Linked DNA regions of Homo sapiens: region 2 is linked to region 1. Evidence: chromatin contacts called from ENCODE Hi-C or POLR2A ChIA-PET data. All regions are on one chromosome and are shown on one strand. The core of a region is the stretch at or near the end of the contact, and the rest is flanking DNA. Distances in the headings are between cores, read along the strand shown.

Region 1 (6,049 bases), core at 2,077-4,576:
CTGGGGTTCTAAAGGAAACACGTAAGACTGTGTATTTCTCAAGCATTGTCCCTCTCTACTCCTGAGAAAAGGAGAAACCTTTTTTTTAAAAAAAAAATTCTACATCTGAACCCTTCTGTTAGAACCTTCTGATTTCTTTTTAAAAAACATTTATTTATTTATTTAGAGACAGGGTCTCATTATGTCGCCCAGGCTGGAGTTCAGTGGCACGATCACGGTTCACTGCGGCCTCGACCTCCTAGGCTCAAGCTATCCTCCCACCTCAGCCTCCTGAGTAGCTGGGACTATAGGCATGCACCACCATGCCTGGCTTTTTTTTTTTTTTTTTTTTTGCAGACACAGGGTCTCTCCAGTGTGGTCTGGAACTCCTGGACTCAAGCAATCTGCCTACCTTGGCCTCCCAAGGTGTTGGGATTACAGGCGTGAGCTATCACGCCTGGCCTTAAAACCTTCTGCTTTCTGATCTACCATAGAAATTAAAATGATAAGCAAATACTATTTTAGTGAAACTCTTTAGAAACCAGCTTCCAAAACAATGAGCAAACTTGGAGGGACTGTTTCTTCCACCCAAGCTTAGCCCTGGGGATGTGAATAGCCAAATTCTGGACTCTCTCTTCCTACCTACCCCTTTTCCAGCCAGTATTGGGGGCAGGGTGGCAGGGGGTGGGGGAAGGGCAATAGGAAGCCCCAGCCCAGGAAAGGGCTCTCCTGGGTCCTGCCTACCTGCATTGCTCCCCCAACCTCTACCACATGCCTCATACCATGCTGGGGAGAAAAGTGGAGCCTGAGCCAAAGCCACCTCTCCAGAGGGGCCTGGGCTAGTGCAGCAGGGGATGGCAACCTGATGGCACTTTGCAAGGTAGGAAGTGGCAGGGCTTAGCAGCCTGGAAAAGAGGTGCTGAGAGCGCATGGCAGAAGCTGTAAGCCCAGCCACATGGGAGAAGCAAGTCTTCCACCTGGCCAGACGCGGTGGCTCATGCCTATAATCCCAGCACTTTGGGAGGCTGAGGCAGGTGGGTCACTTGAGGTCAGGAGTTCAAGACCAGCCTGACCAACATGGTGAAACCCTGTCTCTACTAAAAATACAAAAATTAGCTGGGTGTTGTGGTGTAGCTATAGTCTCAGCTACTCAGGAGGCTGAGGTAGGAAATTGGCTTGAGCCCAGGAGGCAGAAGTTGTAGTGAGCCGAAAGCATGTCACTGCACTCCAGCCTGGGCAACAGCAGAGAAACCCCGTTTCAAAAAACAAACTAACAAAACCATAAAAAGCATGTATTTAGTGCTGCGCATTGTTTTTTCTTTTTGCATCAGGCTCTAATATGGCTTACATGGCACTGTGGGATCCTGTTTTTGTTTAAGAGTTTGGTATTTTGTTCACTGTGAATTTTTTTTGCATTAATTTTTATTTTTAAAAATATTGCATTAAAATGTTATTTATTTGATTATTCAGTTTTTTGGCACCTCTTCTTAAATTTGTGCCCCAAGCAAGTAGCTTTCTTGCCTCACCTTAGTTCTGGCCCTGACAGTTTGGTAGCTTCATACTTTGTCTTCTGCATTAGGTCATAGCTGCACCAAGTCCAAGTGCAATAGGACAGCAGAAGCAAATGCAGTGTACCTGAAACTCCTACCAGCTTTTGGATTTAAAACAGGTGGCCCATCTGAAGTAGAAAATGGAGACAAACATAAATCAGGATCAAATACCTTTACAAGCATTTGTCTATGTAAAAAGGTATGGTTCCCTTGTAAACAGAAATGATTATTCTGTCTTCATTCATCCATTCAACCTGAATTTAAACTTTCTAGTTGTTGAATAACTTGCTAAGCCCTGAAATTAGAAAGATGAGTCAGACTGAGAGTTTACAGTTTGACGAGAGAGACACAGAACAAGTACTTGAAATCCAATTCAATAAATGTTCTTCTAAGCATATGCATAAACAATTTGGAAGCACAGAGATGTAGGCAGAGTTTTTTGTTGCTGTTGTTCTGTTTTGTTGGCTGGGTGGCAGGGGTTATAACTATTAAGCAAAACCATAAATAGAAGGCATTAATGGTATGAAGAATGGAGGAAATGGATTTTTTTGGGGCGGGGCATATCACTTCCACTCTTCCAAATAATTGAGAGAAACTTTCTCCAGGATATGGAAATGTTTGGAGAACTTAGTGACTGATGCATGTATAAGCTTGGAAAATTAACATTTATTGAGTATCTGGCCAGGCACTTTACATAAAGCGTTATCGCCATCCTTAGTTCACCAGAGGAGGGGTGGTTTTAGAGATGAGGGACAGTCTCAGAGAACTTAGGCGTAACTACGCCAGCATTTCACTAGTAGTGAAATAAATGACGGGCGTGTGAAGTCCAGGTCTGTCTGGATTCCCCAAAGCCCCTTACACCATACTACCTTTGGAAAAGCAATGGAAAAGAAGAAATCAGGCAAGTGATGTATGGACCCATTATACTTCCCCCACTCTCATTTTAATATCACCTTGGCAAAGCTGAAGAGCAGACATCTTCGTGCCTCCATCAGTTATGCCCTCTGGGAGTCTCAGTTCATCCCTTCACACGCGGGATACTTAACTCTGCGGGATCTAAACCCTGGCCAAAATAAATTTTAAAGCTGGAAAAAATCCACACTGTACCCTTTGCATTGCCCTAATAGGCTGAAAATAGCCATGATAACCAAATTAAGGGACAGCGGCTGAGACTCAGACTCACTCCTTGTACACATTTTACTTAGGAAGGCGGGGAGGGGCGTGAAGTTAAGCCCTCAACAATTATTTCCTTAATTTGGGAGAAGGGCCTTCAGCTGGCGTCCCTGGCTGATTCTCAGCTCTGCTCTTGCTGAGTGGACAAGTCTCGGAGCGGCCCTGCTGTGTGCGGGGGACAAGCGGGGTGGGGAAGGCTGAGCGGGGAAAACGAGGGGTTCTCGGGTTGGAAAACAAAGAGAAGGAATGGATTTGGGGACCAAGGGCGTGGAGGAGTGTCAGATTTTGAGCGAGGCTTCCTGCATACTGAGTGTAAAATTTCGCAGGAGGAGTTGGGCAGACCGAGGCAGATTTGGCAACAAAAGGGTCCCGGGCTGGGCAAGTTTACGAACCGGGATGCGAGAACAGAGCTGGAGAGATTTGACGCGGAGCGCGAAGAAAGCGGGCTGAACTCGCACTGCGCCGCTGGCTCCCGGCTAGCGGGCGGGGTCTCCAGGGAGCCGCACCTCAGCCCACCCTGAGGGCGGGGCTGGCCCGGCGGTTACATAACAAACCTGTGAGAGCGGCTGGGGGCGGTTCGGGCGCTGGTGGGGGCGGGGCAGGGGCGGGGCCAGGGCGGGGCCAGACCTGCACCGGGCCAGGCAAGATGGCGGCCATGGAGACCGAGACGGCGCCGCTGACCCTAGAGTCGCTGCCCACCGATCCCCTGCTCCTCATCTTATCCTTTTTGGACTATCGGGATCTAATCAAGTAATGGGACGACACGCATGGCAGGGGTGGGGGCATGGGGAGAGGAGGCGGTGAGGCAGGGGGAAAGGGGGTCGGGGCCGCTGACAGGACCCGAGCTTCCGCGACACCAGAAGGTGACGCCAGGGCCGCCCTCATCCTGCGGAGCCACCGGGGACCGGGGCGAGACGGGGGCGGAAAGGGCCTCGCCCTGAGTCTTCCTCCTGTCCTGGGCCCAGGTATGAGAAGCGACGAGATATCTCTCTCCCAGGCCTCGGTGAGGCCCACTTGCAAGAGAAGGAGGTAGTGGCCCTCGTGCCGCACCGCCGCGCTCCGCGGACCCCCGCTGGCCCCGCAGGTGCCCGCCCGGTTGGGGTCAGTCCCTGCTGCTGTGTAAAAGCCCCTGTCCCGGCCAGGCGCTCTTCTCTGCTGGGTCCGGGGCCTGCGGAGTCTGGCGCCGGGGTGGGCAGGTGGGTGAGCGAGAGGAGAAGATAGGCAACCCCTTACTCCCCTGGCGCGACTTCCCCAGCGCCAGAATCGCTGTCCGGGCTCACTTTCGGACTTCAGTGCGTGAGAATTGTTTTGCTGTCAGCATTGCTCCTTACGGTTCGATGTTGGATTTTATGTTTTGGTACTGACTTCCGGTGATGCCATACCGGTGACTATCTTTTCTCCTGGACACCTTGGGTTTCCCACATTACTAGCATCTGTTCCAGAAATAAACACCGGTTGCTGATAAGGGTGGTTCAATGCCCAGTTTCTTCAGAACTTGGGACTGTCTGGGGTGGTGGAAGAAATGGCGCTGCCAGCCCGCCCCCCAGCTGTCAGGATTGTTTACACCCTTGACAGGGGGTGGCATGGCTGTGAGTTTCCTGTGCTACCGTATATATTTGCAGAGGATGCAAAGTCGCCCTCTTAGGATAGGTGGGCGAGATTTGTTTTGTGTTTGGATTAACCATTAGATTCTAGCCATTTGATGATTGTGCCCTGTGTTATTAGAGGTCTTTTTATAAATACAGATTTCTTGGAGCTACAGATAGTTGTTGGCCTAGCTAAGTGGTGATAGAGAGATACCTCAAGTTTTTGGTCACTACCTGTACTGGTCGCTACCTGTACCTGCTAGCAATTTTATTTTTCTAGAAAATACTTACAATTTAACTAACAGTCTCCAACTTTTGATTGCTGCCAGAGTAATCTTTCCAAGACACATCTGGTTGTCATTCTCCTTAAAACCTGTGACACCCCTATGTTTATAGACTATAACCTAAACTTCTGGGGCATTGAAAGCTCTTATCATCTGGCTTGTATATCTAAGGTCCTCCAGGACTTATTTCTCCACCACTATCACATTTGCACCATCCATTCTAACCAAATCAGACCTCTGCCAGCATACAACACACTTGCACTTTCTTTTTTTTTTTTTTTCCTGTGGCTCAAGCTCTCGACCTTGCCTGGAATGCCTTGCCTACCTCTTCTCAACTTGGCAAGGTGGAGAAGATGCCCTCTCTACCTTCTTCCTGCAGAATTGATTTGCCATGTCAGGTAGATGGCGTGCTTCTTGATTGTAAGGGCTGCCTTGCTTATCTTCCTATTCAAAGATTTTTTTTTCCCCGAGGGCTTGCTATGTGCCAGTCTGTTAAGTGTTGAGGGTACAGTAGTGAACAACGCAGATAAGGCAACTCTTATGGAGCTTACAGTCCAGTGGGCAAGCGCATAATTGCAAGAGGTACTAAGTGCTGTGAAGGAAATAGATTGCTCTGTTAAGGAATAGGAAGTGAGAAGTGATCAAATCGGAAGGAGCTGCCATATATGAAGCAGGGCATATGCAGTTCTGGCAGAGGGAAAAGTATGTTCAGAGATTGACGGGACTGCTGAACGGTACTGTTCAACAGCATGGCCTGGTGGAAGATACAGAAGGCTGGCGTTGCTGGAGGTAGGGAGTGACTCACAGACAGTGATGAGATGAGGGTGGTGAGATCATGCAGGACCTTGGGAACCAAGGTGAGGAAGTAAGAGTTTACTTTAAATGCTTTAGGTAGTAATCACAATTTTAAACAGAAGTGACATGATCCCTCTGTAAATGTCTGTGGAAATAAATTGAGTTGAATACCATTTGAATTTTATCTACAGAAAAGTATCCAGTGTATTGCAGCTTTTTTCCTGCACCATACAGCCCAATTTTGTCAAGGGTCTAGTCTAGTGATAAGCTCTGAAGTTTTTGGTATTATTTGCTGAACTGGATTGGGTTGGATTGGATTAGTACACTGGAATCATGTAGCATCAGTTGCCTAGTTTGAATTGAGATGATCTGATACCCTCTCCATTTCAGAGTGATTTATTCTGAAATGGAGTGAATAAATGCCACACTGTGCGTCAGAATGACCTGTGCATCAGAATGGCCTGTGGCACTTTTTAAACATACAGATGCCTGAGGTACAGATCTCAGTCCAAACCGACTGGATCAGAATCTCTAGAACAGTAGTTTTCACTCTCGATGTGCATTGAATTCATCTTTCATGCATATTCCAGATTCTTTTATGTCATTTAGCTCCTAGGGCAGTGGAGGGACAGGAATCAAGAAGAGGGTATGGAAACTGAATGCACAAAACTGGAGGGATTCC
Region 2 (5,685 bases), core at 536-3,035, 120 kb after region 1:
AGCAGTGGACATTCTAACAGAACTTTTTTTTGTTCCCCGGGCAATCAGAGAATCAAGCCCATTTAACACATCCTATTTCCACTTAGTGCTCAGAAAGCCGTGTAAGAAGAGGGCAGCCTAGGCTCTGTAGACGTGGGCATCTCCTGGTTTTTCCAAAGGGTCCTTCAGCCACAGACCATTTTCCTTCACAAGCATCAACCCTTGCCTGAGGCAGTTTCACAGAGGGACTTCAGGCTCCCCTAAAATTAGCCCAATGGGAGAGAGGCAAAGACAGCTGCAGCAGGCCTGGCCCCCCACAGGGCCACCCTCTGAGCTAAGCAGTGGCTGTCACAGAGCAAATGACAGCCACGGCAAGGGAGAACATGGGAGGCAGAGGTCTGGGTTCCAGCTACCTTCCCTTTCATTATTTTTATTTTTTTGTTTTGAGACAAGGTCTCACTCTGTCACCCAGGCTGGAGTGCAGTGGCACCACCTCGGCTCACTGCAACCTCTGCCTCCTGGGTTCAAGCGATTCTCCCACCTTAGCCTCCCAAGTAGCCGGGATTATAGGTGCATGCCAGTACGCCCACCTAATTTTTGTATTTTTAGTGTAGACGGGGTTTCACCATATTGTCCAGGCTGGTCTCAAACTCCTGGCCTCAAATGATCCACCCGCCTCAGCCTCCCAAAGTGCTGGGATTACAGGCATGAGCCACCATGCCCAGCCTACGTTCCCTTTCCAAGCCTGTTTCCTCATCTATACAATGACAGGGGTAGACAAACTCATCTCAAAGGTTCCTTCCTGGTCTAATCCTGAGTTTATATGAAGGGCAGTGCACCCCCCACCCCCGATATGTGGCAAGATAGCAAATGGCGTGGAGGGGCCTGGGAGGAGACAGGTGGTTGAAAGAAGAAATAAGAAATTGATGCTGGCCTTCAGCAAACCTCCCACAAATTGCTGGTATGAGGCCCCTCCAATCCAGGACTCTCAGGAGTAACCAAGAAGCCCGTTGCTACTCTCCTAGGAAGGTCCAATGTGGAGGCTGTATGATGTGACCGTTCATCAGGGTGGGGTCTCCCTTCCTCCCTCTCTGCTTGCTTGTTCCCACAGCCCTGGCTTCCCACACACTGTTCCAGGCATCTGCTACTTGTTCAGAAAACCCTTCCTGGGAAAATTTCTGAGTTATGCTCGATAAGCAATTCTGAGACCCCTTTCTGGGGAACCCTGGAGCTTTTGAGATCATCTAGGCCCCTGTGCTCATGTTACAGATAGAGAAACAGGGGCTGGAGGGGCAAGGCCAACTGCTGGGGCTGCACAGCAGGTCAGGGTCTGCTGCTTTCCACCCAGGCTCGGCTGGTGGCAAGAAGTGACGTCTACGCCCCTCCGCATTCTAAACCACTGGCAATGAGAGCGGGGTCCCTCCTATTCCGAGGGAAACTCCTATTTTTCTTCCCCATTCACAAAGCCCAGACCCATGGTTCACAGATAGGATGTGATTTGTATGTTGGGGGAAGCTGGAGTAGGAAGGCCAGGGCAGTGGTCCACATGTACCCCAGGGCACAGTTCTAGCCTTTCCCAGTGCTCAGGGCTTTTGTTCTTCTTGTCCATCCTTATTAAAAACATGCCCTCGTTAGATTTTCCTAAAGCAAAGAACATGCTTAACATATGTGTTGCAATTGAGATATCTGACTTCATACATTTTCAATCTCTCCCTCTTGGAAGTCAAGAGTTGGGGTGGATGCCCAGACATGCCTGCCCCTCCCTGGCTTCTCAGACACCACCCTTAAATAACCAAGGGACTTTTGGTAGCAGCTGTTGTGGTAGCCTGAGCTGGAGTCATTTTTAGATGTTCAAGGTCACGGTCTGAGGCTTTCCAGGTATGGGGCAGTTGACCTTGGGCTTCTTCAACTGTGGATTCTCAAGAACTTTCTGGTTAAAAAGCACAAAAGCACCGTGATCTGTTCATTCATGGTACTTGGGATGCCACAGGCGCATGGTTGTCTGTACAGGTGACACACCCTGGATGGGGTGGAGCATGAAGGAAATTTGCCGGTGCTGTTGTCAGGTCAGGGTACATAGGACTGACCCTTTTCCAAATATTCCAAACAAAACAAAGAAAGGAACGTGTTACCGCCTGAGAGAAGCGACAGCCACAGGACCAGTCCGGGGAGGTACGGGTGGAGGCGGTGAGCCCATGACCATCTCAGGAAGCTGGGAAAACCTGTAAGCCTGTGAAAGAGACAAGCAATACAGGGAGAGTTGTTAACACCCAGGGTCGATCAGCACACAGGTTCCTCTTGTTTGAGGAGGAAGCAAACTTCCAAGGGTCAGACTCTGCCTCCTTACTCAGACTTTTTTCTAAGATCTTCCCTCACATGTTTCCAGCCATCTCTTCTACTGCACCTCCCACCACTCTCGCTGGGGCCACTGTACTTACAGGGCCCTCCAACCATTCTCAGAACACGCCAAGTTCTGTCTCACCTTGGGCTTTTCTTCCACCTGGGTGCTTTCCTCACCATTCTTCCCAGGGCTTCACGCTTCATTTCATTCATCCAGCCCCAGACTCCCCTAGAGCCCCATTTATCTATTTTTCATCATGGCAACGATCACTCTCTGACTTTATATGGTTGCTTGTTTATTTACGATCTGCCACCAACTAGAGTGTAATAAGGGCAAGGGCTTTGTTGTCAGAGATATCCTTATACCTGGAACAGTGCCTGGTATATAACAGGTTATCAATAAATATTAGATGATTAAATGGATGAATCATTGATTGTGTTTTACTTTCTCTCAAGGGAGAGCAGGTTTAGTGGAGAAAAGCAATGGATTTGGAGTGAGGACGTATGTGTGAAGGTCCTGATGAGCAAACTTTAGGTCCTTCAGCAACTCAGGTGACCTTTCTGGACCTCTTCTGAAATGGGGACAACAATGCTTGCTCAGAGGGCTGCTGAGAAGATCAGGTAAGTCTGTGTGTGTGTGTGTGTATGTCTTTTGCAATCTATAAAGCACTATTCAAAGATAAAAGACTAGAACTGTCACCAGAAAAGTGAAGACTTTTATCAACATGTGAGGGGATAAAAGCAAAACAGACAGAGACAGACAGGATTAGAAAGAGCCAGGCCACAACCTCCTTTAGCAAGAGAAAATCTAGAAATGCTCTCTGTGAAGACAAAGCTTCACTTGCGGTTCTCATCCGTTTCTTTCTTCAGGTATTCTGCCCATCAGATCTCTCAAGGAGGAGGATGACAGGATTTTAAACCTGAAGGCATCAGGACAAAAAACAGCAGCACAGGGGATCCACAAACAGGATTCTTTCAACTGAATAATGAAGTCTTCTCCCTCCAGCATGATGGCAGACTACATCTTCATAAGGGCCAACCCACTCAATAACGACGAGGTCCAGGATTAAACCTACTTTTTAATGCAGTGTGAAACTGCAAGATGTCAGGGAAATCCCAAGGGACTATTCCCCTACCCCACACCTCAGCAAACTAAAACAAAACCATGAGCTGAAACCAGAGGTGAAAATACTGAAGGTAAGCAAATACGAATGGCGAAGTGGCCTGGAAAACAAACGCCATATTGACAGTTGATGAAGAGATCAAGCCTTGGAACAGAACGAGGTGAGGTGGCTGAACCTGAGGCACTCACCTCCAACACAAAAGGAGGCTAGCATTGGTCCCTTCTAGGGAGGGAGGATGGATGGCAATGATCCCAGCTCAGGCAGAAGCAATTGTAAATCCTTGTTGGAGAAAAGTATCCCTAAAGCAGTCTCTCAGGATTAGCACCGATTAAGATGAAGCAAGTGGAGCTCATGATCTAAGACCATGAACACACCAGAAAAGTGAAGTTAAAAAGAGTAGAAAAAACAAACAAGATTCAGACCTTTAAGGACTTTAGAGTTTGGAACTTCCAGACACAAGACAAAAAATAACAACGTAAAAAATGTTTTTAAGAAATAGTTGACCAGGCTGGGTGTGGTGGCTCACGCCTGTAATCCCAGCACTTTGGGAGGCTGAGGCGGGCAGATCACGATGTCAGAAGATCGAAACCATCCTGGCTAACATGGTGAAACCCCGTCTCTACTAAAAATACAAAAAATTAGCTGGGCGTGGTGGCACGCACCTGTAATCCCAGCTACTCGGGAGGCTGAGGCAGGAGAATTGCTTGAATCCAGAAGTTGGGGGTTGCAGTGGGCCGAGATCACGCCACTGCACTCCAGCCTGGATGACAGAGCAAGACTCCGTCTAAAAATAATAATAATAATAATTGACCAGACAGATACTATTAGAAATGATCCAGCAGATTTGAAAAAGAATAGAACTTTCAGAAGTGAAACATGATTATTAAAATAAAAACATTCAGTGTAGAGGAAGTAAATAATAGATTAATCACAAATAGAGAATTAATAAACTAGAAAATGGAATTGGGGAAATTACTAAGAATGATGCACAATGGGCCGAGAAGATAGAAAATATAAAAGAGAAATACAAGACACAGAGGATGGAATGAGCAGGTCTAACATGCAGCTAACCGAAGTCCCAAAGGAGAGAAGAAGGAAAACAAAGACAAGGCAGTATTTGAAGAAGCAATGGCTAAGAATTTTCCAGAATTGATAAAATAAGTAAATTAATAATCCCAAGTAGGATCAATAAAGTAAAACACACATCTAGATACACTGTAGTGAAACAATACCAAAGGCAAAGAGATCTTAAAAGCAGCCCAAAAGGCCTATCACCTACAAAGGGATGGCAATGACACTAACAAATGGCTTCTCGTTAGCACCCAGAAGACATGGAATGCAAAGTGCTCAGAGAGGAGTCAACCTAGAAGTGTGTCAGCAATACTATCTTTCTAGAACAAGAATGAAAGAAAACATCTGCCCAGATCCAGAAGTACTGACTGAATCAATTTGGAAAGCTACGTTGCTGTGCTGTACTTCCAATTTTTTTTGAGCATCAGTAAACAATGTATGCTAAGACAGCATTCAGGGAACCAAATCTTCAGCTCCACTACATCCTAAATGCCTTGGAGTGCAGTAACCAGGTCTGTCTTATTACAGTAGTCCCCCATCACCAAGCAAAATATCTTGCCCCTAGCCATGTTACGTAACTATTTTCTGAATGAATGCTGAGTGAACAAGGAGTAAGGCAACTCAGGCTGTTATCTTGATTCAGCCATTCACTTTCTCTGGATATGTCATTCAGCCTTTCTGAACCTTGTTTTGGTTTTGTTTTGTTTTGCTTTCCTTGTGAAATAAGGCACTGGCCTATCTCACAAGCTTCCAAACGTTTCTTTAGCCATGACACCATTCCAGCAGACCCTAATACATAGACAGACGAAAGCAGGGCTTCTCTGGTTGAAGTTGGGGAGGAGGTGCCCTGGTGAATTTGGCCCTTCACTTATCTGTCTAATGACCCCCTGAGGACCTCCCTGAACCCTGAGGTTCTGCAGACAGTTAGCAAATCCTTGTCCTGGAGGTCCTTCCAGCTTTACCCTCCATGACTATCAATAAACCAAGTGAGGCACTTCTTTCCCAAAATAGACAAAGGAGATTTACAGCCCCTCTTCTCTCTTCTGGCCTCTCATGCTATTCAGCGGAGGAGACAGACAACCTATTTTTATCTCAGGTTGTTGGAAGGCTTATTCTGTAGTCAGCAGAGTTTCCCAGCCAAGAAAAGGCTTTCTATGTCTGTGGATGTCCT

What was found. Hi-C counts contacts between places; a loop is a spot of excess contacts on that map. ChIA-PET counts read pairs that join two places held with the same protein, here RNA polymerase II (POLR2A). Pooled maps may share reads with other maps.
Region 2: a loop to region 1 is called in a pooled map, with 2.1 times the contacts of the local background. The contact joins the enhancer-like site here to the promoter of FBXO3 in region 1. A Hi-C loop is called at or near these places in 1 of 50 pooled maps. POLR2A ChIA-PET finds 5 or more read pairs at or near these places in 2 of 52 experiments (IMR-90 and OCI-LY7).

Annotation. Positions count from the first base shown.
Region 1 is chr11:33,771,797-33,777,845 of GRCh38, reverse strand. FBXO3 (F-box protein 3) reads left to right here and starts at 3,326. Exons shown (of 11, transcript NM_012175.4): 1 at 3,326-3,452. The coding sequence starts at 3,349. It overlaps FBXO3-DT (FBXO3 divergent transcript), which reads right to left and starts at 3,147. Exons shown (of 3, transcript NR_120550.1): 1 at 3,095-3,147; 2 at 2,483-2,592; 3 at 2,176-2,398. RefSeq lists silencers at 3,234-3,333, 3,794-3,863, 5,189-5,483 and an enhancer at 3,812-4,312.
Region 2 is chr11:33,652,536-33,658,220 of GRCh38, reverse strand. KIAA1549L (KIAA1549 like) reads right to left here. Exons shown (of 21, transcript NM_012194.3): 18 at 2,112-2,209. It overlaps LOC105376617 (a long non-coding RNA gene), which reads left to right. Exons shown (of 4, transcript XR_007062647.1): 3 at 2,776-2,940; 4 at 3,190-3,948. Among named protein-coding and RNA genes, the nearest start is that of C11orf91, 45 kb to the left of the region's middle. RefSeq lists enhancers at 1,659-1,748, 1,865-3,064. Within about 2 kb of position 1,785, at least 3 of the 41 ENCODE cell types and tissues checked have a DNase peak (open chromatin) inside an H3K27ac peak, as active enhancers do.